Linked DNA regions of Homo sapiens: all the other regions are linked to region 6. Evidence: chromatin loops called from intact Hi-C (ENCODE). Cell type or tissue: HCT116. All regions are shown on one strand. Each heading gives the region's core, and the rest is flanking DNA. Links, peaks and the distances in the headings are about the cores only.

Region 1 (5,108 bases), core at 633-4,632, 400 kb after region 6:
TGTATTACTGTGTAACAAACCATCTCAAAACTTACTAGCTTAAAACAATAGCATTTTTAAAAAGTTTTCATGTATTTATGGGCCAACCAGGTTCAGCAGGGCCATTCTTCTGCTAAGTGTTGTAGTAGTTGAGGTCACTCATGCAGCTGCATTCAGATGCTGAGAGCAAAACATCAGTGATGACATCTCATCGTCTAAGGCCTCTCTCCACATGCTGGTTAATCACTCAGTGGTTGGGCTTGGGCTTCTTACAGCACAGCAGCTGCACAAGAGAAAAAAAGTGGGAGTTGCCAGGCTTCTTAAGGGCTAAGCCTAGAACTTGGATAGCACCACCACCTTCACTTTTATTGAACAAAGCAGGTCACAAAGCCATCCAAGACTGGGACAAGGTAGTAGGAATGTACCTCTTGAAGGAGGAGCAGCCAAGTATTAATAAACATCTTTAATCTACCACCCTTCCCCACCAGACAGTGTGCTCTTTCCAGGATAGAATACTTCTGACATTTCTGAGAGAATACTGGAAGAAATCAAAGATCTTTGAACATAGTCATCTTTGAGAAGTTAGGAAGACAGTTTAAAGATGTGTCAAAAGGAATTTAAAATTAAAAGCAAGAAAAGAGGTCCCATAACCCACATTCTGAAGTTTCACAAAATTCTGGCTTCAACAGCGTTCAAGAAAAACAATAGAAGGAGAGGGAGTAGCCACCCATGTCATCTGCTGTCTCTCCAGATGCCTAAGAAAACAAAGCTTCTTGTACCAGAACTACTATGAAAACATGCACTTCTTAAAGCTCCTTGGAGCTCAAAAGTCCTCCATGTTCCACTACAATCCAAAGGTCCAACCAACATGAGATTAACCTAACATCAGAACTCAGGCCACTTGATACATTTAAATAAATTTTCAGCAATAGTTTCATCTAATATGCGATTACAAATGAACTAATAGGACCTAACCACTAGAATTTCAGGTGTTAGATCTGAATATGAAATTGTGTACTTTATTTGTTAAAGGCAGGGTTCATGCAATGGAAGGGAAATAGAAGATTTAATAACTAGTTGCATCATTTATCAGAAGAACTCGTATCGTCAGGTTCATGACATCATAAGGAATTGATTCCTGATTGTAATTTTGGGGAAAAATTGTGCTGGAGTTAAATTTGACAACATAAAAAGCAAAAATGTTGAAATTTTTGCATATCCTTTAACCTATATGTTCTCCTAAGAATTTGTCCTGGAGGAAATAGTCATAAGTAGTCACAAAGATATAATTATAAGATGTTTACCATAGCATTATTTGTAACAGTGAAAATACTAGTGACAAGCTATATTCAAGCAATATGAGATTATAAATTACAGCACATCTGTAAGATGGGATTGTAGGTAGCCAGCAAAATTATACTATAGAAACATATCTAATATGAAAAGGTAATTTATGATATAATATATAAAAAGCAAAACATGAAACAGTTACTGAGCGTCAGCATATATGTATGAGAATCTGGAAACCTATATGCCAGATAATTATAAGTGATTAGAAGTGATTATCTCTGGGTAGTAAAATTTTATTATTTTTAGTTATTTACATTCTACATAAGGAACATAGAGCTGTAATAAATGTAAAATTGTGCACTTAAAGTTTTTTTTTACTTGTACATTACCAATTTGTGGACTGTTTAGAAGGTGTTAGAATAGAGCAGTTTAATTCAATCAAGTCAGGTGACTAGATCATGGAAACTGTTATTTACTAAGCTATTTCCTGAAATCAACAAGTTTTTTGTTTAATGAAAAGCCATTGAAACCTGCAATATGTCAGACACACCATACTACACAACAAATTGTGTTTTCTCATTGATATGATGTGACTTCAGAACACACTGAATCTGAAATGTCTCTGGGATTTAGGACTAAGAACTGTAGTTATAGACTGTGAATTCCATGAAAGTAGAGATTTCATTGGTTCCATTAAGTAAATGTGCTTTGAATGGATGAATGATAAGATCACATGAATCATTAATCTCCTACAAGATAGTCCTGAAGATAGCTTCCTAGATGACCTGAGGTCACATAATTACATCCTGTGCTGTGGCTGCCGCAAACAGCCCACATCCCAGGAACTTCTGAGGACAGGTTTTAATAGGTAGTTTTATATACATATAGAAAGAGAGCTGGAAAACGTCTCAGTATATACTGAGGCCATGAGGAAGCTGAAACCAGGGAGAGTTAGGAGAGAAAGACCAAGGACAGAATTTTGAGGAATAAAGATAGGGATGAGCTTCACTGTCTTCCCTGCCCGCATGTCCATCTGATCTTCAGATGTGGGATTTCACAGCTTCTCACAGCAGACTGAACTTCACCCTAGGTTCAAAAGAGCACAAAATCAAGGCTCAAAAGATCCCTGCCTGGCCAGACAAACATGTTGCCTTGTGCCTGAGATCTAGCCATCACATATTTATCCAATTGTCTCATATTTGACTTTTATTCTTAGTATCTTACTCCGAATTACTCCAGGATTTTTTAGACAAAGTGTTCTTGCTTTGTTTGAGCCAGAGCTCTCAGTTCTGGAGTCCTGAATCCTATCCATCTGAGACCCTCTGCTTCTCTGTACCTCTGCTATTTGCCTATTGCCAACTCCCAATTACTCCACCCACCTATCCAAATTCCCTCTTATTGCTCATTGCCAGACTTTGTCAGACTGTTTGTGTTGGCAGTTTCTTCACAGTGGATATTCTTGAGCTGTCTACCTTCCGTTGACCAAGCCTAGGGTCTGACAGGTAGAGGAATCATTTCCACAGTGACCCCCGCTTTATGCTTTCCTCTTTTGAGACGTGAGTCATTTAACTCCTGTTATATGTATGCAATTGGAAAAATTCTAGGTTGGTTATTTACTGGCTCAGTGTTGAGTCACTCTTGATACTTTAATTTTGGATTAACTGGATTCATGACTTTTTTTTTTTTCTTCACTGAAGTTCTTTTCCTTAGAAGGGAAAAGAAACACAGGTCTTCCTGGGCCCAGGTCTCCAACGCTTGCTGGGTGTTTGGCCAGTCCTCCTCTGAAACTCAGTCTGTCCTTGTCTCTGGGATCTTCTTTTTTTTTTTTTTTTTCCTTTTTTTGAGACAGACAGATTGTCACTCTGTTGCCCAACTGGAGTGCAGTAGCATGAACTCGGCTCACTGCCACCTCTGCTCCCGGATTAAAGCGATTCTCATGCCTCAGCCTCCCGAGTAGCTGGGATTACAGGCATGCACCACCGCGTCCAGCTAATTTTTGTATTTTTAGTAGAGATGGGGTTTTGCCATGTTGGCCAGGCTGGTCTCAAACTCCTAGCCTCAAGCAATACACCCACCTCGGCCTCCCAAAGTGCTAGGATTACAGGCGTGCACCACCACATTCAGACTGGATCTTCTTGATCTACATGGATCTAAAGTCTAAAATCTTGGATTTATTTTTAGACATTTGCTGAAGGTATTTGTGATGCTTTCCAATTGTGTTTGCTGTGACTGCCTTCAGGATGAAAGCACTCAGTTTCGATTGAATCCATTGGATGTATATTCTAAATGTCTGTCCTTATAATATCTTTTTGCCTTTTTTCTCTTTGTAAATTTGTCACAGTTGCTAAGGCCTGGACTTTCAAATGATTTCTCTTGCTCCTATCTATGACCAGACCAAAAAAAAGTTTTCACTAATAAAATAGCAGTATGTTCCCAGTGGATATTCAGGAGCAAGACTGATGATAAATTCTTGACTTTTGTCCTGGTACTTTTAAACTCTTCTTCTTTCAAGTCTGCTTTTTACTTCTAGACAATTCTCTAGATATACTGCTGTTCCTCCTCCTTTTCCTTCACATTAAAATTTTGAAACAAAAAATAACTCACTGGTCCACATGCCCCTCATGCCCACTGGTATACCCAGCAGTGCAGCTGTCTTGACCCTCTCGTGTCAACACATCAATCAATCAGTCATCCTTAAGAGAACATTTGTAAAGTAACTATGTTTTGAGCTTTTTGGTTCAGTTTTATTGGGATTTTTAAATAAACTGCATTCATTGGATATCCAACAGTAGCCCAAACATATAGGAACATAATCTGAAATATCACAGTTTCAAATTTCATAATTTGAGATATCACAAGAACTCAAAATAATCTGCCTTACTAATAATCTGCATTAAGGCTGATGGTATTCAATAAGAAAAGTAGAAAGTTCTTACCCAATGGGTTTAGAGCTGCCAACTTGGGTACAATAGAAATGATATACAGTTTTCAAAGCCACAAGTCAAAGATTTTACTTGCTGTTTTAGGGAATAGCTAATATACTATTTCATTTCACCTGTCTTGAGTTTTCTAAATGAATTAGACCCTAAGACAAAGGATGGTGGGCAGCTGGTAGACATCGCACCACACACACACACACACACACACACACACACACAATTTTTAAATTAAGTTATAGAAATTTTGTGCTCAGATTAGTAGAGCAATTATTCCATAGTACTTTATGCTTCTCTGATTTCTCTGATTATCAATTAGAATTCAATCGGAGCTCTTTGTTTGGAGAAAAATATATATTTGCCCCATAAGTAAAAATCCCATGGTTAGTGCCGAAATGAACATGGCAGGATTGGGGGCTGTAGGCCAAATCTTATTACCTTTTCTTCTATCTCTGGGCTTAGCCTTTCAACCATTTTGATAAAGCCAAAGTAAAGGTAAAATGGCAACAGAAGATTTAGCCCCACCTCCTCTGAGGCTTAAGACCCAGTGGAAAAGCTCAAACAAAAGTCCCAAAATTGAATCGTATTCATCCTGATAGGTATGACTTTGGTTACCGTGCCCGTAACAAATCCATCCTCCTAGCCAGTGGGATGGAATGTGCTGACTACTGTGGGCCATGTATGCACATGCTTTCAAGGCTGAAGTCTGGTGGCTATTTTTTTTTAAAAAAAAAACAAGAATTAATAATTGTTGGCAAGGATGTGGAGAAGAAGGAACTCTTGTACACTTTTGGTGGGAAGGCAACTGGTGCAGCCATTATGGAAAACAGTATGGAGTTTCCTCAAAAAACTAAAAATAGAACTACCATACAATGGGTAGATACTTGAAGGAAAAGAAATCAG
Region 2 (5,108 bases), core at 695-4,694, 440 kb after region 6:
TCAGATGCATAGTTTGTGAATATCTTCCTCCATTTGGTAGGTTGTCTGTTTACTCTGCTGATACTCTGTTTTGCCACTTCATCTCCCATCCCCATTTTCTGGCCACAAACTGCAGCATAACTTTGGCCCCTTGAGCTAAAAAATAACAGCCTTTCCAGGGCAGCAGCAGCTGAAGAACCAGTAAAGGACCAGGCCAAGGTGTCCAGAGGGGAAGACAGATTCAGACTTGTCACTGAGCACAGGAAAGACATCAAATGCAAGAGCATGGAAGGGTAAAACCACCACCATTAGCCCTTACTGTGCCTGTGATTACATCCAGAGGCTGGGGAGCCCCCAGCACTCTGACTCTATTCCCTTTGCTGTTAACTTTCTGGTTTCCTCCTTCCCTTTTTCTCCAGGCTGCACTTTCCCCTCCCTCACAGTATCTCTGGAACAATCAGATTCAAGAAGGAGGTAACTGACAGGCAGGGCCTTTTCTATTTTATTCAGGCAACTCAGTGGGTGGTGGTGTCAAGGCCCCCCATGGGGTTACTGTACATGAAACAAGTCCATAAAACAAACGGTCAAACTCGGGTCGGGGCTGTTGCTAGTAAAGGGAGTTCCCGTTGTCTTAAATCACCCTGGATTGTTTACTGCAAAAGGCAGTGGTTAATCTGAAACACAGACAGAAATAACTGCAGCCTTGTGCCTCTGCATGTCTTGGCTGAGCCCAACTTTTGCATTCTAAGCACTGGAAGTACCAAGTGGCCAGGATGGCTGGAAGCCAAAAAGTAATGTTTCCTTTTGCTGTTGTTGAGAAAGGCATTCAGGAAAACAATTGAGCACAATAAGGGCCTTCCTGTTCCGGCAAGCAGGCAGCCGTGTGAACCACCCAGTAAACGTGGAGTGAGTCATCCTGGTGCACTGTAAGCTTCCTTCGCCTTTGTCAATAAGTTCGCTCAGAGGCAGCTGTGGGGAGCATGCAGAACACAGCCCCAGCAGGCTGCAATACTGCGGATTGCTCCCCTAGATTAGCATTTCCGAAATCTATTTCTCCCATCTCTCCAGGCACCACAGATTTCCCCCCAACAAAGTCAGCGTTTACACAGGGAAATGTCACAAACACATTTGTTTGGGAAAGGCATGGGCCATGCATCTCCCTCCAGCTGGGAAGTCGGTTCTGCAAGGGAAGTCTCACTGAGGCTTGCTCTTAAAACATTCAAAATGCCTAAATTTCATGGGATTTTCATTATGTGGTGTACACAAACTATGTTGACTAACATGCACTTGATTAATTGTAGCTGCCCATAAGGGGCAAATCACAATGATTGAGTTCAAATGAAACCAGCTATGTACAAAATTGATTAGAATGAGACAGGAAAGAGATAACACCTTAAAATGTGTTTTGACCTTTAATATTTCAGGCAGTGAGACTGAAATACTACGTTGTACTGAGATGTCCTGGGTCACTGAGAAGGACCTGGAGAGATGTAGGATGGTCAATGATTCCTTGATAGTGGTAAAGATGGAGCATGCTCTCTCTCTTTTCCTTTCCCTTTCTCTCAGTCTCTCTCCCTTTCTTTTTGCCTCTCTCCCCTACTTCTAGGGTATTCCATTTTGCCATGAATGGGTCTAAACTCTAAAAGATCTTTCAGAGCATGATCCAGTAGAGATGGCAGACTTGACATCATTCTTCATAACCATTCTTCATAACCTGTTCCAGGACCCCACCTACAATGGTGCTTAAACCAGAGTTAGAATGACTGACATTAAGTTTTAAGCATCCATTTTGCCTGCTCAAAAAGAGTTGCCACTAGCCATTCATGTTTTATTACAGCGAGACAATCTATTTAGGTAAGAGACAGTATGCTGGTATAGTATTTTGGGACAACTGTGAGTTTTGAGTCAAATGACACTGTTTGGGCCTGAACTGTTCTGTTTTCTAGATTTACCACCTGGAGAAGTCATCTGACTTCACTGTGCCTCAGTTTCCTCATCTTAGAATGGGGATAATAATAATGCCTGCCTCACAGAATTGCTATGAGGATTAAATGAGATGACCTAGCTAATTTTACTTAGTCTTACCCAGTGCCCAATAAATGTAATTAGTAGTACTACTACCACTACTACCATCACTACTACTACAAACACTAATAAACTAAATAGCCATTGAACTCATTATTTTAATTGAAGGTCTAATAAACCAGGCTTGGCTGAGCTAAAAGCATATTGTCACCCCTTAAAAACGTATAGCCTCTCTCTTCTGCCAAACTGAAACTAGGCTTCTTAGAGGAAGATGTTTTTGATAAAGGATGAAGGTGATTTGTCAGTTGAAGAGTAGTATCATTTTGCAATCATAGTAGAAAATATTTCAAAAACATGCAAGGTTATAGGAGAGTAAAGCTACCAGATTTCTCCAAAAAATTGTTGATCGTTGCAATTGATACATAGTTACTAAAAATTCACATTTAAAACACATTTAAGTTTCAACTAAACAAATCAGGTGAAGCAAACGAAAACATTAATTTGTATTACACTAAAATATCTGCCAGATTTGTGCACTAACTGGATTAGGCTTATAATTAGAGGAAATTCCAGGCTATGTATTCCTTCACTCAGTATGAAGCTATCTAAAAAACAAATACACTTGAAAATCCATTTTTACAAGTCAGGTGGCAGCCGCTTGCACATCTCAATCAGTCAATAAGAAAACATTTTAAACTGAGCTACTCTGAAGAAGCTCAGACATTCTTTAAGTTAAGACACATCTCATTTCCCAGCCACAATCTGCATCCCTAAGACAGATGCAGTTTTGATCCCAGCAGTTCCATGAAAGAAACACTTCCACAAAGTCAAGAAAACCCAAAGTTCAGCAAGATTTTGGCAGTGTGGCCAGAAATTTAAAAATAATTCTGGTTAATATACCCAAAGTTTTTACCAGTGGTCTTGGTGAGCATGGTCCATTTTCAGCTCAGTCAGATCTTTGGGAAACTGAACCACAGAAATAACATTGATCCTGAGTAACTCAGACACATCCCGTGGTTTTGTGCTTCAAAGGTAGCCACAAATTCTTAAGATATGATTCATAGTCATCAAAATCTATGAATCTCCTGTGAAATTGTTCTTTCACTTCCACTAAACAGCTCTGTAATTCTTCAAATCTGTGACGCCATTGAGGTCAAGGAAGTTCAACAGTAAATTATGAATGCAGTAGGAAATGAGAGTAGTTATTAACTGCTCGACCAGTTGGCCAGTTAGAACCTGCGTTTCCTTGAACAAGGAAAAGAGAGAAGTCAGGGTTCATGGAAGAGCTACTGAAACAGATATTCAAAGCCCACGGACTTATGTCATCCAGGATTCTATGCCAAAATTTGAAAATCCTATCAAACAACCTAAGTCTATACATATGCCAGTCAGGAGAATTTAGGAGCTAGGCTACATCAGAAAAAATTCTAGGGGGAAGAAACCTATTGATTCTGCCAGAAGAAATACTCTATTAATTCTTTACTCCAAAGCTGGGAACCATAAAAATGCTCAGGGAACCTATATAAGGAATGCCACTCCAGGCATTCCTTATCAGTTAGCTTTTACTATATAAGAAACCACTACAAAACATAGTTGCTTAAAATGGTAGCCATTTATTTAGCTCACAGTTCTTCAGGTTGGTTATAGAACTGTGATCTCTGATCCTCTGGACAGTTCTTCTGGTTTTAGCTGGATTTGTAAATAGGTCTGTGGTTGGCTGCTAAGCCAGTTGAGGTAGGCTGGTCTAGAAGAGTATCAGCTACAATGGCTAGTCTTTATTCCACAAAATCTTTCATCCTCCATAGGTTAGCCAGGGCTTGTTCATAAATTATCTGAGCAGTGTTCCAAAAGGGAGCAAGAAAGGTAGGTGCAAGGCCTCTTGGAATCTATGTTCAAAACTAGCACACTGCCATTTCCACCGCATTCCATTGCCAAAGCAAGTTACAGAGTCAGCCTAGATTCAAGAAGTGGGGAAATCACTTCCACCTATTGATAAGAGGAGTTTCAGAGTCAAATCCAGGCATAAAAAATTGTGGCCACTTTTGCAATCCACCAAAACCCTCTCTCCCACATGCTCCTTAATGCCCCACTAGCTAAACCAACAAGACAGATCATAGTCAGCACTGACTGAGTGCAGCATTTCTGTTTAAGACAAATCAGAGCAACAGCAAGAATGCCTGATGTTCCTTCATGGCAGCCTTCCCACTATTGGGTACTCTCAAGATGGGAGATAATCCTATTTGCCTGAGTAGTAGATAGCTACTACTTCCCAGAGTAGTAGACAGCTGTCCCAAGTAACTGACTGTAGTAAAGCTCAGCTTTATGTCTCTGGGCAAATAACTGGGAGTGGAGGCATGAAGGAAAGCGTAGTTGGAATACCCTGAGCTGAGAGAGCCAGAGGAAAAACACAGGTATCCTGATAAATGAGTACTCGTGCTCCTCTGGGAAACTGGGATTTTCTTTTATGCTTGGTGTAAACTAAAACTACTGTGATAGTTCATTTTACGTGCCAACTTGACTGGGCCATGACATACCTAGATATCTGGTCTAACATTATCCTCAGCATATCAGTGAGGGTGTCTTGGGATGACTTTAACATCTAAAGCAGTGTGCCCTCCCTAACATGTATGGGGCTCATCCAATCCATCGAAGACTTGAATAGAACAAAAGATTAACTCCCCCAAATACCAGGGAACTCCTCTTGCCAGATTGCCTTTGAACTGGGACATTGGTTACTTCCTGCCTTTTGACTCAAAGTGAAGCATCAGCTCTTTCTGGGTCTGAAGCCTGCCAGCCTTCAGACTGGAATCACACCATTGTCTCTTCTGGATCTCCAGCTGCTTGCCAACTTACAGATCTTGGGATTTGGCATTCTCCATAATCATGAGCCAATTCCTTACAATAAATACACACACACACACACACACACACACAACATCCTACTGATTCTGTTTCTCTGAAGAACTCTAATACAACTACTTATTTGGATATTGTGCCAGGCAAAAGGGCAAAGGAATATTTGATGCCTGGTAAAGGTAAATGGCTGGTTTGTACTCAGGTTTGCCATCCCTTGTTTCTTTCCCTGTTAGCAAATAATCCCAGTC
Region 3 (5,108 bases), core at 631-4,630, 550 kb before region 6:
AGTCATCAACATTAGTACTTGTTGACAAAAAGAGTCAAACTCTGTAAAATATTTGAAGAGATTTATTCTGAGCCAAATATGAGTGACCATGACCTGTGACACAGCCCTCAGGGGTCCTGAGAATATTTCCCCAGCGTGGTCAGGGTGAAGCTTGCTTTTATACATTTTAGGGAGGCATGAGACATCAATGAAATACATTGAAACAATATATTGGTTTGGTTCAGAAACGCGAGACAACTCAAAGCTTGGGCGGGGTTGGGGGGATGGTTCCAGGCTACAGGTAAATTTCAACATTTTTTGATTGATAATTGGTTGAGTTTGTTTAAACACTTGAGATCAATAGAAAGGAAATATTCAGGTTAAGATAAAAGATTGTGGAGACCAAGGTTCTTTTGAAGTCTTAAAGTGGCTGCCCTTAGAGACAATAGATGACAAATGTTTCTTATTTGGACCTTTAAAAAGTACTAGATTCTTAATCTTTTCAGGATTGGGAGGGCCTGAAAGAAAAAGATCTAGCTACCTTAATAGAGATTCTTTACAGATACATATTCCCCCCCCTCCATGCCCCCCCACCCCCCCAACACACACACAGAGGACAGCTTTGCAGGACCATTTCAAAATACAGCAAAGAAACATGTTTTGGGGTAAAATATTTTGACTTTCTTCTTTGTCATGTAATGTTATGCCAGGGTCAGATTGGAAAGTAAGTCACGGTATATAGGGTTAAATAAAACCATTCTGATGAGAATTTATGGTTTGTAGGGCATGACTCTCCAGACCCGTTAGATAGGAATTTGTGCAAGCTAAAAAAATCAGAGCTTAGTCCTCAGACTTCAGAATTTATAAGTTGCCTTCCTGTATTCAGCCAACAAATTCTTGTTGTGTACTGCTAAACACCAGATATTCTGCTAGATGCTTGAGTTTGAAGATGGTTGATATGACAAACTCCTGTGTTCAAAGAAATTTCAGCCTGATAAAGAAGCCAAATACGTGTGTGTGAATATATAAATATAAATATCATATATATTTAATAAGAGTGGGTGGGAGGCCTTTACAGTCAGACATAAGACAGTTTACAAAGGAGTGAGAAGTCTGAAGTCATACAATTTGTCAGAGAAATGCAAGCAGTTTAGCATTATAGGATTAACAAATGTTGAGGTGGGAAAAATTGTAGAAAAATGATTAGGGGATGAAGAGCATGTGGTAATGCTCTGGGAGAATTAGGAACCATAAGCATGATCATTATTACTCCCATTTTGAGGAAGCTGATTCACGTAGAAAGTCAAGTCAACAGAAATTTGCTAAGGAGCTGTCTCCTTTTAATTTAAATTCTGATTCCCTGAGATCATCTCACTTAAGCCTCAGATGACAGGGGGATTGTAGAAGAGAGCCCTTCCCTGAACAATTAGCATTACAAAAGAGGGCATTCTTAACCCAAATGAATCTTCAATGGATAGAATACCTAAGAGCAATCATTTGTTTCATATTTTCCTTTTGAAACTACTTAATAGAGATACCTTAATAGAGATGCTTTACAGATGCACGGTTGGAAGACTAGTATAATGTGTGTGCTTTTAAACACATACAGTTTTTTAAAATAATGTCACTTCATTTCTGAATATTTGAACATGACTATCCTAAGACCGAGTGTATTCTTCTAAACAATCAAACTCAAAAAAGCAGTCAGGTAATTTATAATAATTCACTACTACCTACTATCATCTAATATAAAGGGAATCCTCAAATCTCTACAAGGGCCCCAATATTATACCCCTCCCCAGTCTGGGATCCAATCAAGGATACGACATTACATATAGTTTTCAGTTTCTTTCTTTGTTTCTCCAAATCTCCTGAATCACAAATACTTCCCAACCTCATTAGTCTTTCAAGATAAGTGACATTTTCAGAGTCCAGAACGATTTTGCTTTTTTTCCAGAATGTCCCTTTGTCTGATTGTTCTCTTGTGATTAGATTTGAGTTCACCATGCTTAGCAAGAAAACTACATGTGATGACCTTCTCCAAGAGTCACACAGCAGATGACATCAGTTGGTTTCATCACTGGGACTGATGTTTGAACACAACATCAATAAGACTCTCTCTAGATTTGTCTACTCTATATACTCTGCGTACCAGGAGACTGAGGCCATGGGGGCTGCCTCAGATTTTCCATTAGAGGATCAGATCAGTGGATTGAGTATATTATGTTTCTTGTATTTTCTCTTAGAAAAAGAAGAAATCTAATTATGTTTTATCGATGTCTAAATATATTTGACCTAATGTTTTCTCATGTGACCATCACAACAGTCCTGCAAATCATAATCATTATCCCATCTCTGATGAGAAAACTGAGAAACAAAAGGCCAAGTGAAATCTCAAGTTCACAGAGTAATGGCAGATCTCGGCCTTGAACCCCTCTCTTCTTACTCTCAATGCACTGTCCTTTCCTGTGTGTGTGTCAGCTGCACTCTCCTGGGTATTATAGAGCAAACACATACTGAAGATTTCCTGTGCAGTTCATCACCACTAGAGGGAGGGAGAGGATCTCCAAAGTTAACATGTCTCCATTCATTTGGGCTAGAAATTACTTGACAAGTCAAACTATTAATGTAAGGTAATTACATACACAGGAATAAATAAAGAAAAAAATTGTGTCCTAATTGGTGTCCCCTGCTTTTTTTTTTTTTTTTTTTTTTTTTTTTTTTGCTGCTAATGGCTTAAAATTGATTGCATATGCATTAACTACAGACGTAATAGAGGATGATTAAGGACAAGTATGAATACCAAAAACTACATAATGAATGTCTGACTCATATTTTATTTACAGTGAGGTTTCAGGCAGGAACATGAAGTTGGCTGTTCTTTTACAATGTATGTTATCTACCTGAGGCATAAAGCATGTGGTACATGAACATACAGAGCAGATGTTAATTATTACTATTTTTCATGACTCTATCTCTTTCTTTTTACAAAAGAGATCAAAAGTCATTATGGCACGTGAATTTGGCTTTTATTACCCTGTATTGTTTTAAAATGAAAGGCCTTAACGTAGGTTTCTGCACATCACGTCTCTACCTACTACAAATAAGACACCATTGTTTAATTCATCCCTTAAAAGCTCATTCGTATGGACAAAAATGGGCAAAGCTAATCTCTATATATTTCAACTGATTATGTGTTACAAAAATAAACCCTAACTAGAGATAAAACTGGCAGCTTACATTTTCAACAACTTATTTTTCTTGATTACAATTTAAAAAATCATTTAGTGAGAAAAAAAAGGAAGAAAGAAACACAGTATTGTAATGTCAACCCTATGAAAACAAATATCCAGAATGTTCTGGGAAGAGCTCAGTTTGTTCTATAATTTGAAAACCACTGGGAACTGCTAAAGTGAATAACAAAAAAATCAAAATTTTATTAATATTTAAAATGCTGAAATGGAGAAAATTCAAAGTAGCATTCAGTTCAGTAGTAGAAAATGTGTAATTGTGTTAGACTTTAAAAAGAGAAAAATAACAATTTTTATTTCCGTTCTGTCCAGCAGTCAGATGATGTGCAAAGGGCAAGAAGGTTAAATAAATAGATACGATCATTCCAAAGACTCAAGTTGTTTGAAAGCAGTGTGAGCACACCTCCTCCAAGGAGAGTCGGGTTGTTATGAAGTACACCCAGGTTGCAGCGATTCACCTTACATGAGGGGAAGATGAAGAGCTCTTCAAATGAAGAAATGTGCTTTGCACATTCTGGCCCACTAAAACACTTTCTGCTCCAAACAGAAGTGGTATTTGCAGGCCCTACTTTGGAAGGTTTTATAGATAGGTCATGATTACTTCCTCTGACCAAATCCATTTTGTACAATCTTGCTATGGTTCTGTATCCTTGGCCTTCACAGTTGGTGTACATAGATGCCAAGGAATAAAAAGGATAACAGCCATCTGGTTCTCATCTCAACCAAAGAGGCAGGTTTAACTAGAGGAAATGGGTGCATGCTCGTGTGTCAAGTTATTTTTATTAGACCTGAAAGCAGAACCCTGGAATGTTGTACGGGGAGAGGTCATGCAATCTTTCCTTTGGAGACCTTTAAAACCACAGTAAATTTCCATATTGGTGAGATGATAGTAGTGTGGTTCTGCCTAAGAGAAAGGAAAGGATTACTAAATGAGTCTTTAGGCCATTTCAATGTAATTCTGCAGGAAATTCTAAAAAAGACCCTTACAAATTAATGGTCTTGGTTATGATTTTTATAGCCTTATGTCACCACAAAGGGGTGCTATTGCATTAGTTTATGTCCTTCCTGGGAAAACGTCTTCAGTATTTTCCAAAAAAAAAAAAAAAAAAAAAAAAAATTCCTACATAGGCTTTCAGCAATCATTTTGGCAGCATCAAGCAGTAATTCATTGTTTATCATGTGTTTTGGAATGACAGGGATCTGTATTAAAATCAATATTGCTAAGATTTCTTTGGATTGTTTACAGGCATACCTTGGAGGTATCATGGGTTCAATTCCAGACCATGGCAATATAGTGAATATTGCAATAAAGCAAGTCTCAATAATTTTTTGGTTTTCCAGTACATAGAAAAATTATTTTTACATTATAATCCAGTCTATTAAGTGTAAACATTGTGTCTAAACAATGTACATACCTTAATTAAAAAAATACTTCATTGCTAAAAATGCTAACGATCATCTGAGCCTGCATCAAGTCCTATGTTTTTGCCAGTAGAAGGTCTTTCCTCAGTGTTGATGGCTGCTGACTGATCAGGGTAGTGGTTGCTGAAGGTTGGGGTGGCTGTGGCAATTTCTTAAAATAGGACAACAGCAAAGTTTGCCACATCAATTTAACTCTTCCTTTTACAAAAGATTCCTCTGTAGAATGCAATGCTGTTTTTTTTTCTTTTTCCCTCCTTTACCTATGCCAAACCATATGATGCTGTTTGAGAACATTTTCCCCACAGTAGAATTAAAGTCATTTCTCTCAAACCCTGACACTGCTTTATCAACTAAGCTTATGTGATATTCTAAATCCTTTCTTGTCATTTCCACAATGTTCATAGCACCTTTACCAGGGGTGCATTTCATCTCAAGAAACCACTTTCTTTGTTCATC
Region 4 (5,108 bases), core at 468-4,467, 770 kb after region 6:
AGCATAGCATAACCTAGGAAACTACCAGTCTTTGACTCATAGTAAATGTCACCAGAAACCTACTTGTACTAAACCAAATGCCATGCTAGTGCAAATGGTCAAAGGCAAACATAACCACAGAACACACTATGGCATTCCTGTGATCAGAGTTTCTCAAAGTGGGGCATGTGGGCATCCAGCTCACTTGAGGTGCATGTTAAAAAATGCACATTTCTGGGTCCCCCAACAGACATTGATCTGGAATCTTCCATTAGAACCCTAGAATCTGCCTCTCACCAAGCTCCCCGACGTGGATTTGAGAATCACTGTTCTAAATCCAGCATCTAGTATTTAGCCCTTCGAAGCATGCTGTGTTTTCTGCGGGAATGTGGCACGGAAGTATTGGGTAGCTGTGGGACCTGGGGCCAGTTATGTGGTTCACTTTATTTGCTGCTAGTCAGTCAGGCCACCTAGCCTAGGGGCCAGCCACCTCAATCCATTTCTTTTCCCAGGCCCAACAGCCTTGTTTTACAAGACACATGGTTATCTGCAGTAGTTGTCCAGGGTGACCTAAACTTGACCACTCGGGGATGGTTGTTCTCAGCAGAAGTTGCCAACTTTTTGTCCCTTTTCAAAGTTCTTTTCCCACTGGCTTGTCTTTTTTTTTCCTTATTCCTTGAATGCTTGGGATGATGTTTACTTGTACTTTTTTTCACGTGCAAAGGTTAAGGAGTGTTTTAAGAAGATTGAGGTTTCTGAGGGAAATGTTGGCTAATTTCAAATGGTCTTTGATTTCAAAAGTCAATGAAAACATTCCCTTGATCCTTGGTTTGAAGGACTGGAAATTGGGCCATCTCTCTGGTTTGAAACTCAAGTGGAAGGGAGTGAGAAAAAAATAAAACAGGTCTAAATATTATCAAAAATGCTTCTTTATACCTTTAGCTGAACAGAAGATTTGAGAGCCTGGGCAAAACGCAATGGTGTGGGGGATCTTGTTATTTGTGAATGGAGGAACTGTCCCTGCTCGTATAGGAGGGTGAGCCATGCAGCTGGCATTGTGTCCCTTGGAGGGAGGGAGCTGCTGTCTCCGGCAATTATGAAGCCACCACTTAGGACAGAGTCCCAAGAAAGATGTGCTTTCTTCTCCACCAGAAAGCACATCTGTTCACCGCTCTGATCACTGGGGGTCTGCCCAGCAGCTGTGACAGCCAGCACCTGCTGAACTACCAGTTGCCAAGCTGCCAACTTCAAAGATGCTGTCTTAGTCAGTTTAGGCCACCTTAACAAAATACTACCATGGACCCGGTGGCTTAAACAACAGAAATTTATTTCTCACGGTTCTGGAGGCTAGAAGTTCCAGGTACTAATATGATCAGGTTATAGTGGGGTCCCTCTTCCTGGATTATAGATGGCTGCCTTCTCACTGTGACCTCACATTGGCAGAGAGTGCAAGCTCTGGCCTCTTCATTCCCTGATAAGTTTACCAATGCCATCACGGGGGCTCCACCCTCATGTCCTCATGTAAACCTAATTACCTCCCAAAGGCCCCACCTCCACATGCCATCACATTGAGGGTTTGGACTTCAACGTATGGATTTTGAGGGAACACAAATATTGAGTCCATGACAGCCTTCGTGACCTCTCTGAGCCTAGGCGGACCAGGCAGAACAGCAACAGCTAACGCCCTGGGGTCGTAGGCTAAGGAATTAGAAATATTCTCCTGAAAGGAACCACTGGTGCTGGAGACTTTTGCAGATTCCTAGAACTCATGGAATACTCAATTTATAAGCCCTGGTCTTGTACATTCACTCAGTGCTAGGCCAGAGAAACCCCCAAGTCAAACCAAGTTCTGAGTGTCCTTAGACAGCAGTGTGCACTCTGAACCAGGCATCAGGCACAGTCAGAATGAGAGCTAGATGGGCCTTTTATCTCACTTCCGCCCTTCTGATGCTCTCCTGGGGGTTGGGGTGGGGGAGGGGGAGGAGGGGCAGAAGCAAAGAGGAGGATTGGGGGCAAGTACAAGTGGGGGGTTTGAGTGAAAATGTGAGCCAGTAACCAGTACCACCTGATTAGGCCTAACATAGATCATTTTGAGTATTACTGCATCCAGGATTGATTGTCTTATTACCATAGATTATGTCTGTTTATCTCCTCTGATTTGGAGTTAGCATATTTAGGAGGCTCCGGATCATTCCTGCAAAGCACTCACTAACACGAGGCAGCATGCACAATAGCAGGAGGAAATTCAGGATTAGAACTGGTTAAACTATCTACATTCATATCCATATCTGTATCTATATCTCTCCCAGTGCCTTGTCAGTCTCCTCTGCTCTGGAAGAATTCTGATATGACATAGAAACTGCTAGATGCTGGCAAATAACTCCTGGGTTTCGGGCCATCTAGACAATAAACAACTCCATAATATTCAATGCAGCAGCCTCTGTAGCGCCCATCTGTTTCAAAATAACCCTAATTCTGCTTACGATGCGGAATGCTTTGTTGACTGGAATTTGTCCTAGTTTTCTTCAGCAGATTTAATGTCATAGGCCTCTGGTTCCACCTGCTGGCAGATATAAATACCAGAATGAAACTCGGGTGGATATGTTCAGTTGCAAGAAAAATCCGAGCTGTAGCTCAATGGTTCTCAAAGGCTGATGTACATCGGAGTCACCCGGGAGCTCATTAAAACTACAGCGGCCTGGGCTCTGTGGGAAGCCCACCCAATCAGCAACTATTTCTTAAACAGCCCTCCTGGTGATTCACACACCCACACCAACGTTAGCAGACCCCACTTCACCTGGAATGAGGGGTGCAGAACCCAGCAAGGTTAGGGATGATTCCAGACCACTATATCCTACTCATGCCCAAGAGTGACAAAGCCACCTTGAGATGCCCACTCCTACCTCTTCCAGTTTATCCAGGTAACTCTTAGTGGCAAAGGCCAAAGCTTTATTCCCTTGGAACTCATTTTAAAAAGAAAAAGTTCAAAGTGGAGAAAACTGATGAAAGCACTACTTATCTAAGTGGTCAAGGTTAATGTCACCAGTGATAAGTCATGTTGACAGCACGTTGATATGTGATGAGGGCATTTCACCTCTATGGTATTCTTCACCAAAACCCATAACCCCAGTCTAACCATGAGGACAAATAGCAGACAAACCAGACCGAATGAAATTCTTCACGATATCTGTCTGCTACCACTCAAGACTGTCAAGGTCATGGGGGTCAAGAAAGGACTCAGAAAGAGCCACAGACCAAAAGAGACTAAGGAGACTTGGTAACAAAATGTACTGTGGTCTCCAGGATTGGACCCCGAACAGAAAAAGGAAATTAGTGAAAAAAACTGGTGAGATCTAAATGTCTGGAATTTAGTTCAGAGGAATGTATCAATGTTGGTTTCTTAGTTTCGACAAATGTACTGTAAGATGTTAACATTTAGGGAATAGACTTGTCTGCAGTATCTTTGCAACTTTTACGTAAATTTAAAATTATTCCAAAATAAAAAGTTTATTAAAAAAATTTACAAGAAAAAAATAACCCCATCAAAAAGCAGGTAAAGGATATGAACAGATGCTTCTCAAAAGAAGACATTTATGTGGCCAAGAAGCATATGAAAAAAAGCTCATCATCACTGGTCATTAGAGAAATGCAAATCAAAACCACAATGAGATACCATCTCATGCCAGTTAGAATAGCGATCACTAAAAAGTCAGGAAACAACAGATGCTGGAGAGGATGTGGAAAATGGGAATGCTTGTACACTGTTGGTGGGAGTGTAAATTAGTTCAACCATTGTGGAAGATAGTGTGGCGATTCCTCAAGGATCTAGAACTGGAAATACCATTTGACTCAGCAATCCATTACTGGGTATATACCCAAAGGACTATAAATCATTCTGCTATAAAGACACATGCACGTGTGTGCTTATTGTAGCACTATTCATAATAGCAGACTTGGGGCCAACCCAAATGCCCATCAGTGATCGACTGGATAAAGAAAATGTGGCACATGTACACCATGGAATACTATGCAGCCATAAAAAAGAATGAGTTCATGTCCTTTGCAGGGACATGGATGAAGCTGGAAACCATCATTCTCAGCACAGTAACACAGGAACAGAAAACCAAACACCGCATGTTCTCGCTCATAAGTGGGAGTTGAACAATGAGAACACATGGACACAGAGAGGGGAACATCACAGACCAGGGCCTGTTGGGGGCTGGGGGCAAGGGGAGGCATAGCATTAGGACAAATACCCAATGCATCTGGGGCTTATAACGAGATGACAGGTTGATGGGTGCAGCAAACCACCATGGCACACATATACCTATGTAACAAACCTGCATGTTCTGCACACGTATCCCAGAACTTAAAGTATAAAAAAAAAAAATTGGGATGGGAGGACGGCACTGAAGAGAGACAAAATGTGTTGGAGGACATTGCCAAGGAGCATAGCATGGCTGCTTCTGTGCCCAGCTGCCAAAAGTCATGAGCAGCTAGCTGGTAGGACAGGCAACAGTCTCCAGAGAAGCTGCTCAGGCAGCTGGCCAATGAGGCAGGTTGCTGGTGTGACACATTTGCACTCTCCCATCTCTCCACCACCTGACGCCTGTGTCTCACTGGGAACAAAACAATCATGGACACTCGAACCTCTGTGTGGGAGTCAGAGGTCCAGGCCCCCCTCTGGGTACAGATGAGGGGCCTGAGGCCCAGGGAGGGAAGTGACCTGTGCCAGATCGTGGTGGACCCCAGATATGAACCCACATCTGGTTGAAGTGAATTCATTTGCCACAGCATTTCTCAGTGACTTGATATATTATCTGCAACAGAGTCATCTGGGTGCTCGTTAAAATGAAGTTCCTGGGCTCCAACCACCACTTACTGCATCAGAATCTGTGGTGAGGGGGTGGAGGGGATCCAATAATCTGCATTTTGAACAGGTTCTTCATTTCTGTGCACACTTCAGATTAAGGACCACTGCAGCAAACTGGGCAATGGTTGCTGTTTGATGGAAACTTCTGTGCATAGGGCCAGGGCTGCTAAAAAGCTGAGAATGGGAGAATCCAGCTGCCACCATTCTCTTAGGATGAAAGTCATAGCAGGTGGCAAGCAGCAGGGCCAGGACCCAG
Region 5 (5,108 bases), core at 641-4,640, 100 kb before region 6:
GCAAATCAAAACCACAATGAGATACCATCTCACACCAGTTAGAATGGCAATCATTAAAAAGTCAGGAAACAACAGGTGCTGGAGAGGATGTGGAGAAATAGGAACACTTTCACACTGTTGGTGGGACTGTAAACTAGTTCAACCATTGTGGAAGTCAGTGTGGCGAATCCTCAGGGATCTAGAACTAGAAATACCATTTGACCCAGCCATCCCATTACTGGGTATATACCGAAAGGATTATAAATCATGCTGCTATAAAGACACATGCACACGTATGTTTATTGCGGCAATATTCACAATAGCAAAGACTTGGAAACAAGCCAAATGTCCAACAATGATAGACTGGATTAAGAAAATGTGGCACATATACACCATGGAATACTATGCAGCCATAAAAAAATTATGAGTTCATGTCCTTTGTAGGGACATGGATGAAACTGGAAACCATCATTCTCAGCAAACTATTGCAAGGACAAAAAACCAAACACCGCATGTTCTCACTCATAGGTGGGAACTGAACAATGAGAACACGTGGACACAAGAAGGGGAACATCACACTCCAGGGCCTGTTGTGGGGTAGGGGGAGAGGGGAGGGATAGCATTAGCAGATATACCTAATGTTAAATGATGAGTTAATGGGTGCAGCACACCAACATGGCACATGTATACATATGTAACTAACCTGCACGTTGTGCACATGTACCCTAAAACTTAAAGTATAATAATAATAAAAAAAGAATTAAATAGAGAAGTGCAGGTGGTGAATTTATGTATTTTGATTGTGATATTTATTGACATATCCTCTCAAAAATATTTATTATAAGGAATGAGCTTATAAGATTATGGAGGCTGAGACTCCCAAAATCTATTGGAGACGCGGGAGAGATGATTGTATAATTCCAGTCTAAAATCCAAAAGTTGGCAGAGGCTGGAGACTAGGACAGCCAACATTTTGGTTTGAGTCTAAAGATGAGTAAAGACTGATGTCCCAGCTCATGCAGTCAGGCAGGAAAAGTTTCTTCTTATTTGTGGGAGGGGGCAGGCTTTTTGTTGTATTCAAGCCTTCAACTGATTGGAGGAGGGCCACCCACACTGGGGAGAGCAATCCGTTTTACTCAGTGTACTGACTGATTCAAATGTTGATTTCATCCAAAAATCCTCACACATACAGAATAATGTTTGACCAAATATCTGAGCAGCCCATGGTTCAGTCAAATTGACACATAAAATTAACCATCATGCATCCTTTGTGACTTACAGCTCATAATTTGTGAGTGAGAGCTCACAATTTGTATATATATTCACATACATGCATATATATCTATATATTTAAATATTTATATATTTATATATTTATATATTTATATATAAATATTTATATATTTATATATTTACACATGTATATATAGTTACATTACGTAGACACATTAAGCTTTCCCTCTATAGTAAATTCTGACCATTCAAGGCATATGACCATATCTTTATTCTGAAAAAACTGAATCACAAGAGCCAGCCAATTACTAGATGTGTTGAATGATTTCTTAATATAGTTTTGAAAAAAAAATACAGTTCAGTGATATAGTCCATGGCCTCAAGATATTTGTATGTTGCAGAAAGTAAGCTTTACGCTAGCATCCCAGTTGGACAATCATATTAAATCATAGAACAGCAATTTTATTATCAAGCAGTTATGTTTGTCTCATAGAAATTTGGCCATATTCTGCATTTTTCTCTTTAAAAATTACTCACTATGTGATATGAGTGATAGACAAGGAGTTTTGTTACCCAGATCCTCTTCAGAAATGGACTGTTGCCTCTACTGCTGCTGCTGACCACATGCCTGGTCTAGCTGTCAGCTCCTTTAGGTGCCTCCTCAGTGAGCGATCTGGCTAAGGTCACGTCCTTTCCATAGTAGCCCACATCCAGTGACTGACCTCTGGCGGGTACTAAAGTGCAGTCATTCTGACTCCTGGGGAACAAGCCTGTTAAGCCATACGCACTCCAAAACTCCCTGCACACTCGGCCAAGGCTTTGTTGGGCTTGCCTCAATGTTTGACTTCTCTCTTTGCCTACTCTTACTGCTGACCCCTCCCTTCCCCAGGTGTTGGTCCCTGATCAATATCCTTCATATCAAACTGTGCTCAATCTCTGCCTTTAAAGATTACAATCTATAACCATATAGAAATCAGAAGGGAAAAATGTTTATAAAGTGGATAAATACATGGTTTATTTTTGATATTGGTTTTCTGTGTCTAATGTTACAGGGATGTGATTATTTTTAAAAGTCTACACATGCTTTCAGATACTTATTTTTTCAAAGCTACACAATGGGGTATAACTTCTATCAGCTTCTCCAGCCCCAAGTACAAATTTGAAAGTGATTATTTCAGACTCTGTTGCTATTGCTGTAACCTGTTCTCCAGTGAATTAGAATAATGGGAGTTGGGTACATCCTCTGTGGCAGTAAAGTTGGCTCTGCTAGTACACAGGGTATTATCTTCTTTGTAATGCTTGCAAGAAGAAGATCAAAAGTAGCTCCGATCTTCATCTTAAACCATAGATTATGAGTCAACCAGGGTTGGCCCAAGATAAATATCTGATGTGTGGTTAGTCATATGGTGAGTCAGTGTTCTAATCAGTGGTAGAGTTAATCAGTCGGGGTTACTCACCATGCCTAACTTTCATGCACTCCTTCCAGAGGGAAAATACATGCATTCTTTTGGCATATTTGGTTTTGCATGTACATCATTATGTTTCTCCTCCCACTACCACAAGAAAAAGATATTAATTGTAGTAAAAAATAAAGTTATAAACTTCTGGCAAGCTAAAACTGAGAACAGGTTATCAAAGGGATGTGTGCCTGTTCACTTTTAGAAGTGTATTAGGTCTTTCATAGCTGAGAAAGGACAGAAATAGGGAGATAAAGTCGTTCACCTCAGATCACAAGCTAAATTGGTGGTAAAGGCTGGACTAGAATCTAGATGTAATGGGTAACTTTCACCCACATTATGTCAGTCCCATTTAGACTTCCTTGGTTGACTAGTATTGATGTAACCAAAAAGACATCTACTCAAAATTCAATATTCTAATGGTAGTTATTGAGAACTTACTATCTGTCTGGTCCTGTTTAAAGAGTAGGACATATAGCAGTGAATCAGGCACTTTTTTTTTTTTTTTATCAAGAACTTTCTGGCAAAGATATATATTTTGTTCCTGCGAGAGGCCATTTGTTGCATATCAACAGCCAGATAAGCCTTAAACAAACAGGTAATAAAAAGGACAGTCTTGGCTACTCTTTTTGTGATTTAATCTAGAACAACATTTCTCTCTTGGTATTTACTTCATCAGGCTGATGTAAGGACTTGCTACTGCATTCATTGTCAGCAATGGTCACAGCAGGCCTGAATACTTTTTTGTTGTTGTTAACTGTATTTAAAGGTGTTGTACCATTCACTTGCAAAGAAACTGTTTTTATCAAATGAGATTTTGCTTTGGAAGAATGGCAATGCAATTCAGCCATGTTTTTTTCTAAATTAATGTAACATTTGCATAATAATATTTTAAAGTAATTGCTTGGGCCACTTTCTTTTTTTATTTTTTGCAGAAGAACTAGCAGATCGCTGTTAGAAAAACATTTGTTAAATTTCCAAATCATAATGTATTTTAGTGGTGAGAGGAGCTCAGTAAAGGAAATTAAAGGCATCGTGGACTCCACAGAGCATGGAACACAATGAGCTCTCAAAAAGTCATTTGTTGGCAGATATTGTTATTCTCATTTTACAGCATTCTGTGTATCTCCTTTATATCACTTATTACAATTAGAATTAATCCTATTCAATTACTTCCGGAGAAGCACCATGGTTAAGTGGCTAAGAGGATGAACTCAGAAGCCAGTTTAGCAGGGCTCATTCCTGCATTTCTGCTCCCATCACCTACTAGCAATATATAGCTTTGGATATGTTACTAAACTTCTATGTGTCAATTCCTTGAATGTAAATAAGTATAATGTATTACCTATAGCGTTATTATAAGATTTAAATTAGGTAATATTTGTGAAGTACTTGGAACAGTGCTCAGTGTATATAATAAGTATTATGCAACTATTTATAAAATGAATAAAAAATTAAAATTTTCCTTTCTTACTAGTCATACTGATAGAAAGTAGAACATATCAGTCTTAGTTACTGATTCTCATCTTCTCATCTTCTGTAGTTATGTTTCCAAGTTAGTTGTTCAATAAATTATTATTGAATGAATGAATGCATTAAAGTTTTAAGGCCCATAAATGGTGAAAAGATCCATCAAGATCATTTGTCATGATTCTATAGATTCTTCAATAGAATAGTAGGGCTAGTGCTACTACTGATTCTGTGTACCTTCCTTGTTGTTAGACAAATATTATTTCATTTGACATTAAAACAGCCTTAAAATGTAAATATCAAATCTCCACCTCACAGGTAAGGCAGCTGAAGTTTGAAGAAGTTAAATAACTTATCAAAAGTTTGGACAGAACCTACAATCAAAACCACGTCCTTTTGATGCCGAAGTTCATTTTCTTCCATGCTACACAGTCTTACATCAAGACAGCGTGTTGGCTGATATCAGACAGAGAAGACTAAAATCCACAAGGGGAAATTTATGGAGGTATGAGAAAAATATTACAGAATGTATTGTATATGGATTTGTCTTTCAAAAGATGTGTCTCCTAGTTTTCCTTCCAAGCAAATGTCAAGCCCAATGATATTAGCAATATTCCACATTACTTACTAACATTTTTTTACTAATGTCAATTTATTACAAAGGTAAAGCCAAAGTATGAGGTCATTGCAGTTCAGTTCATAAAATACAATTAAGCAAGCTATTCGTAGGTTTGAAGTACAGGATTAACAAAAAAATGCATATGAAATATTTTACCAATGATAAATTAACAAGAAGGCCAGTTTAATTTGATATAGCTCAAGTGCAATAAAACAAAGTCAAAAATCGTTACATCCTTAGTCATAAACCATAGTATGTAAACTATAATGCATAAGCCATATATGCTCAGATCAGATGAATTTGGAAAGTGAGGGAAAATAAGCAGCCTAGACAACTGTTGAAAACCATGC
Region 6 (5,108 bases), core at 771-4,770:
TAGCATTCATCTTAATTCCCAGTCTCTCTTACAGCCCCATTTTCTATTTTCATCTTTATTTGATCAATCTGGCATTTGTCTGGCCTGTCATTTTAAATGGATAAATACTACAGACATCTGTGATTGGCTTAAGAATAGTGAGAAAGAAGGACTCAATTCATTTCGGGATCTCTGGCTAAAATGTCATTTTTGTGGCATTAGTCAGTCAAGAGCTTTTAAGGAAAAGAATCTATTCTCAACGCAATACTAACTGATTAATCTCCATCACTGGAATTTTTCAGGAATGAGATGCAGAAAAGACAGCCACATTACCTAGTGTTCCCTCGAGATCTTAAAGAAAAAGCAATTTCACTTTGGGATAAGAGAAACAGAGAATAAATTTGCCTACATTCCTATTACTAAATGTTAATTATTAAAGTTTGGAGGCTATGGTTGCTATCACAATAGAGAATTTGGAGGGAGAAAATGTGAGAAGGAACAGAAGCTCTCCTCAATAAATAGGCAGGGGATGTTTATGAAAGATATTCTAGCCTAAGACAAATATGGTTTTCTCAAAAAAGCTAAATCTGTGCTCAAACCATGAGAAAGTTGAAAGTGTCCCAAATGGTGATAGTGGGAAAAAAGTGGGGGATGGTGGGAAAAAAGTGAGTTGAGCAGAATGGAAGAATAGAGCTGAACTTCTGTGTGTGTGTGTGTGTGTGTGTGTGTGTGTGTGTGTGTCTGTGTGTATGTGTGTGTGTGTGTTTCATTTTATTCTTTCCCATTTTATTTTATTTAGATTCACTTGGGATTTTCCCCTTATAATGCATACTTTAGGGAGTTTTCTTAAATGCTCACTATGGTTAGGATGTGCTGTTCTTCAAGCTTAAAAGTTCTTAGAGCCGAGTGGGAGGCCATGATGCAGAATAGAGTAACTATCAAAGGGCATGTCCCATTGAGATGGCATTTATAATTTTCACCAAGAGACAGGCTCCACTCTCCTCTCCATTTTCTCCTTCATGTTCTGAATTCAAACAAGAATTATAGTAAGAATATTTATCTTTCTTTAATGCAAATGTCAGTTGACAATGTGAAAGAAAGTAATTTCTATATAATGACATCCAGCTTAGTTAATCTAGTAAGCTAAGGAACCAGACAGACCCGGAAAATCCAAACTCTACTCTTTACCAGCTGTGTGACTTTGGACAAATTACTCAACATCTCTGTGCCACAGCAGCTCATTTGTAAAGTGAAAATAATGATACTTGTCTCATATGGCTGTGGTGAGTATTAAATAACTAGCAGACCTGTGCTTGGCACAGAAGTTGGCACATCCTAAGTGATCAATAAATGTAAGCTATCAGTATTATTATTTTGGAATTTATATGTGATTTTGATTATTAGAGTCAGTAGTGCTAGAACAAGCCAGTAATGCTTACCTTTTTAAGGAACTTAGAATATTTCAGCAATAGGAATTTCTTAATCCTAAGTGATTTTCATTTAATTGTGAAATATGAACTTGTTTTTTTCCAGTGGAATGCAATTAAAATTCACATTATAAACATATTTTTTTTTGTTCAGGGCTTAATAAAAATCTTCCTAGTGTTATAAATCTCACCTTGGAATTTCGAGTTCCAATTTGCACAAACCAATCAAAAAGCAATTATCATAAACAGCCAATCAACAGTACGAACTAAAATAAATCACCTATCACCCAGTTATGAGTGGGTGATAGATAATTTTCTCTAAAAAAGTCTTGCATTTATTTTTATCATTCTGTTATAAGATAAAGCAGTTACAACAAAATGTAGAGTGTAGATAGAATATTTTCCTAATATTCACTAAAATAAAATAACAAAGAAGCATTTTGATATTTCGTATGTGCTTCATTTGCAGTAAAAGCTCAGTTATTTTTAATATACCATCTCTGGCTTGCTAGAATGTTTCCAAAATTGTTATCTCCAGAATTTTCAATAAGAGCTTTGACACAACTGAGATGTATATCTGAATTTTTTTTTCTTGTCTGGAACATAAGAGAAACACACTGTTTATTCAAAGAACAAATAAGTGAATGAGTGAATGAATGAGTACTTTCTTCTAATGTTTAAGGCCTGTTTAAGTTTCAAAATTGTCACCTTCCTAATTCTTGCCCACAAGTGGTCCCAGAGACATAAAATGTTTTCATGCTCGAGGGAAAAAGAAAAGATAACTTTTTAAAAATAATCTACGCAGATCCACACTGCAGTGGTCATCAGAACATAGGCATTCTCCGAGGCCACCTTTTCCCATCCTCTTCCTTCACTCCCCACCTCCTGCAGGCCTCAGCTATGTTGTGCTACCTTCCTTTCCTTCCTCTTCCTCAAGGGGGCGCTCCAGACTCTAGACGGCTCAGCTTCAGCTTCACCTCCATACAACACCCCGAGTCTTCACCATCTTCTAATTACGCTGTCTGGAATGACTGAAAAAAAACTCTATATGCAACCCCAAAGTCACACCATAGGAGGAAACATTCAGAAGTACATACATGATACAATTTGGCATGAAGTGAATGGCAGTGGCTGAGGGTGTGGGGGGTAGATTATGATACAGTCAGCATTTCCTCAGTGTCTCTCTGCGGTATTTAAATATATAGTTTGTTCCATTTTCTTCACTTAAATATTTCACCCCTTAGCTAGTTGTTACGTATATTTTATTTATTCATCTCGATAAAGGATAGGATCCTCAGGCCGACATTTCCTTTAATAATAATAAAAGGGCTGGGGCTTGTTACCTCACTCCTGGTGCTCTCTCTAGAGGTTCCTTACACAAAGGACAAAAATGGCCAAGTGGAAAATGAAGTGCAGTTTACCGGAGTTACTGAACACTCTATAACGCTCCTCATGCAGGGCTTCTCTGGAAACCACTGCTGAATTGCAGGACTCAGGCTGAATTTCAAAGAGCTGTTTTTCACCGTGTCTGTGAATCTAGGATGGCTGTCCTGTGGGTGAGGCTCTGGGTCCAGTTACAGAGTGAGTCACATGGATAAAGATGGCGAGCCTGGCCTAGGGCCCATGTCCTGCCCCTGGAGCACCTAGGGCGGGGAGGGAGGGAAGCAGAGGGCACTTACAGCCCAGATGTTTGAAGTGATGAGAGACTTGCCTGGTGTATCTCCTGATACTGACAGCGTAACAGTCCTTCCAGAAACCTGGGTTTGTGCCCATAAAACTTTCTCCATAGGCAAGAATAGCCAGATGAGATTGGAGAGGGGCATCCTTCCCTCCCAGCTTACAATTGTCGACTGCTTACCAAGTGTCAAGCATTACTCTAATCAATATATCTACATTGCTTCATTTAATTTTCATAACAATCCTGATAGATAAATACTACTATTGTGTCCATTTTACAGATGCAGAAGTTGAGATTTAGGGGAGTTAAAAAACTTGACTAGAGTCGTAAAGCTGCCAGCAAACAGAACTGGCTTTCTCATCCAAGTCTGACTGGTGGAGTCTGCCACTTCTAGACATTATGCTAGATACCCTGTTTGGCAAATGGTTGTCAAGTATCTATGTTCCATGTGAACTCATTTTGAAAATTTCCACTGTGTCTACCCTGGCAAATCTACTGCTTTATTTCATCATTCAACAAATAAATTTATTAAAGACCTCCTCTTTGCCAATTACCATGTGAGGCCCTGGGGAACCAAGATTGAGCAAGAGAGAAAAGGGCCCTGTCCACGTTGAAGCATGCCCATCTGGGAAGATGGAAAACCCAATCAAATAAAATGATAGTGTCTAACAATACTTTCCCCTATATTGGGAAAGCACAAGTACCATTGGGCACTTAGCAACCATCTCTATATCAATCTACAGTGCTTGGAATTTATAATTCTTAAGATGCATAGAATATTGTTTTCTTAACACTGAACTTACTGTGCTAGGTAGTGAAAGGACATAAAGATAGCCTCTCCTCTACAGAAAACAAAACTTAGTTGGCGAAAGAGAAACCAACCAAATGGTTAATGGGAAGAGAAAAAAGGAATCCTTGATTCTATAAGTAGGAATTGAAGGCTCTTTAGGACAACTAACTTCTTAATTTCATGCATTCACCAGAGAAACTGTGTTTAGTGAAAATGAGGATCAGATCTGCCTCCCATTCCTATCTGGGTTTCCTATACCCCTGCTTCTTTTTTTTTTTTTGAGATGGAGTCTCGCTCTGTTGCCCCAGCTGGAATGCAGTGGCGTGATCTCGGCTCACTGCAAGCTCTGCCTCCCGGGTTCATGCCATTCTCCTGCCTCAGCCTCCCGAGTAGCTGGGACTACAGGTGTCCGCCACCACGTCCAGCTAATTATTTGTATTTTTAGTAGAGACGGGGTTTCACTATGTTAGCCAGGATGGTCTTGATTTCCTGACCTCGTGATCCGCCTGCCTCGGCCTCCCAAAGTGCTGGGATTACAGGCGTGAGCCACCACACCCGGCCTACCCCTGCTTCTTTTTAAAATGAAAGAATTGAATAAGAGGATCTTAAATGATATTTCTGACTCTGACATGCCATGATAGTAATCTTTTAAGAAAGCTGATAAAATCAACATTTCACCTTTGATTTTTTTTTGATATGTCCATCTGAGCCCTATCTTTTTATATGAAAAACTTTCATTCTTCTTATAGTAGAAATCTCTTTTGAATCATTTCTGAAATTTCTCAGTAAGTCAGTATCTTAGCATTCCTGTTTGTTTTAGGCTTCAGTATTTAATACCCTGAAAACAAACCTTCTTATCTTATACCACTAACCATGCTACTAAAAATCAATCCATCAATTAATGAATTAAAAGATAAATATGAATTCAAATCAGGAAAGAAAGAAAAATTCTCATTTTTCCAAAAATGCAGGAATTCATATCATTCTACTAATACTAACTAAAGTCATGGAAACCTTTTACCCTACCTAGGTAGAATATCACAACTACATGTTTGAGTGGTTCTCAACTACGAAAAAATTTACTTCCAGGGGACATTGAACAACATCTGGAGGCATTTTTGGTTACCATATCAAACTGCTATTGGCATCCAGTCAGTAGAGGCCAGAAGTGCTGGTCAGCATTCTACAATGCCCATAACAGCCTCTCACAACAACAACAACAAAATCATGTTTC

The links. A loop is a pair of places that touch in the nucleus more often than their neighbours do. Peaks named below come from ENCODE experiments on the same cell type or tissue, not always from the same donor. Only the 100,000 strongest peaks of a DNase experiment are listed, where the experiment ranks them.
Region 1: a loop joins it to region 6, with 2.1 times the contacts of the local background. A loop is called at or near these places in 3 of 110 quality-filtered maps.
Region 2: a loop joins it to region 6, with 3 times the contacts of the local background. A loop is called at or near these places in 3 of 110 quality-filtered maps.
Region 3: a loop joins it to region 6, with 11 times the contacts of the local background. A loop is called at or near these places in 6 of 110 quality-filtered maps.
Region 4: it touches region 6 in a loop (5-fold over the local background); 13 of 110 quality-filtered maps call a loop at or near these places.
Region 5: a loop joins it to region 6, with 4 times the contacts of the local background. A loop is called at or near these places in 3 of 110 quality-filtered maps.

What each region holds. Positions count from the first base shown.
Region 1 is chr2:226,609,346-226,614,453 of GRCh38, forward strand. No RefSeq gene overlaps it. Among named protein-coding and RNA genes, the nearest start is that of MIR5702, 47 kb to the right of the region's middle. In HCT116, for the core only: no CTCF peak of the experiment used is centred there; DNase peaks (open chromatin) are centred at 1,998, 2,234 and 2,756; H3K27ac peaks cover 4,000 bases.
Region 2 is chr2:226,649,484-226,654,591 of GRCh38, forward strand. No RefSeq gene overlaps it. Among named protein-coding and RNA genes, the nearest start is that of MIR5702, 6.8 kb to the right of the region's middle. RefSeq lists enhancers at 1-629, 630-1,543, 631-760, 650-944 and a silencer at 901-990. In HCT116, for the core only: no CTCF peak of the experiment used is centred there; DNase peaks (open chromatin) are centred at 828 and 3,108; H3K4me3 peaks cover 860 bases; H3K27ac peaks cover 4,000 bases.
Region 3 is chr2:225,666,285-225,671,392 of GRCh38, forward strand. The region is part of intron 7 of NYAP2 (neuronal tyrosine-phosphorylated phosphoinositide-3-kinase adaptor 2); the gene reads left to right. Among named protein-coding and RNA genes, the nearest start is that of NYAP2, 270 kb to the left of the region's middle. RefSeq lists a silencer at 2,419-2,468. In HCT116, for the core only: CTCF peaks have their summits at 2,530 (motif pointing right) and 4,255; DNase peaks (open chromatin) are centred at 2,557 and 4,257; H3K27ac peaks cover 2,748 bases.
Region 4 is chr2:226,982,983-226,988,090 of GRCh38, forward strand. The region is part of intron 8 of RHBDD1 (rhomboid domain containing 1); the gene reads left to right. It also overlaps a transcript of COL4A4 not described here. Among named protein-coding and RNA genes, the nearest start is that of RHBDD1, 150 kb to the left of the region's middle. In HCT116, for the core only: a CTCF peak has its summit at 2,539 (motif pointing left); a DNase peak (open chromatin) is centred at 2,539; H3K27ac peaks cover 2,435 bases.
Region 5 is chr2:226,112,682-226,117,789 of GRCh38, forward strand. No RefSeq gene overlaps it. Among named protein-coding and RNA genes, the nearest start is that of MIR5702, 540 kb to the right of the region's middle. RefSeq lists enhancers at 2,452-2,746, 3,131-3,957. In HCT116, for the core only: no CTCF peak of the experiment used is centred there; DNase peaks (open chromatin) are centred at 1,950 and 2,610; H3K27ac peaks cover 4,000 bases.
Region 6 is chr2:226,213,766-226,218,873 of GRCh38, forward strand. No RefSeq gene overlaps it. Among named protein-coding and RNA genes, the nearest start is that of MIR5702, 440 kb to the right of the region's middle. In HCT116, for the core only: a CTCF peak has its summit at 2,359 (motif pointing right); a DNase peak (open chromatin) is centred at 2,366; H3K27ac peaks cover 4,000 bases.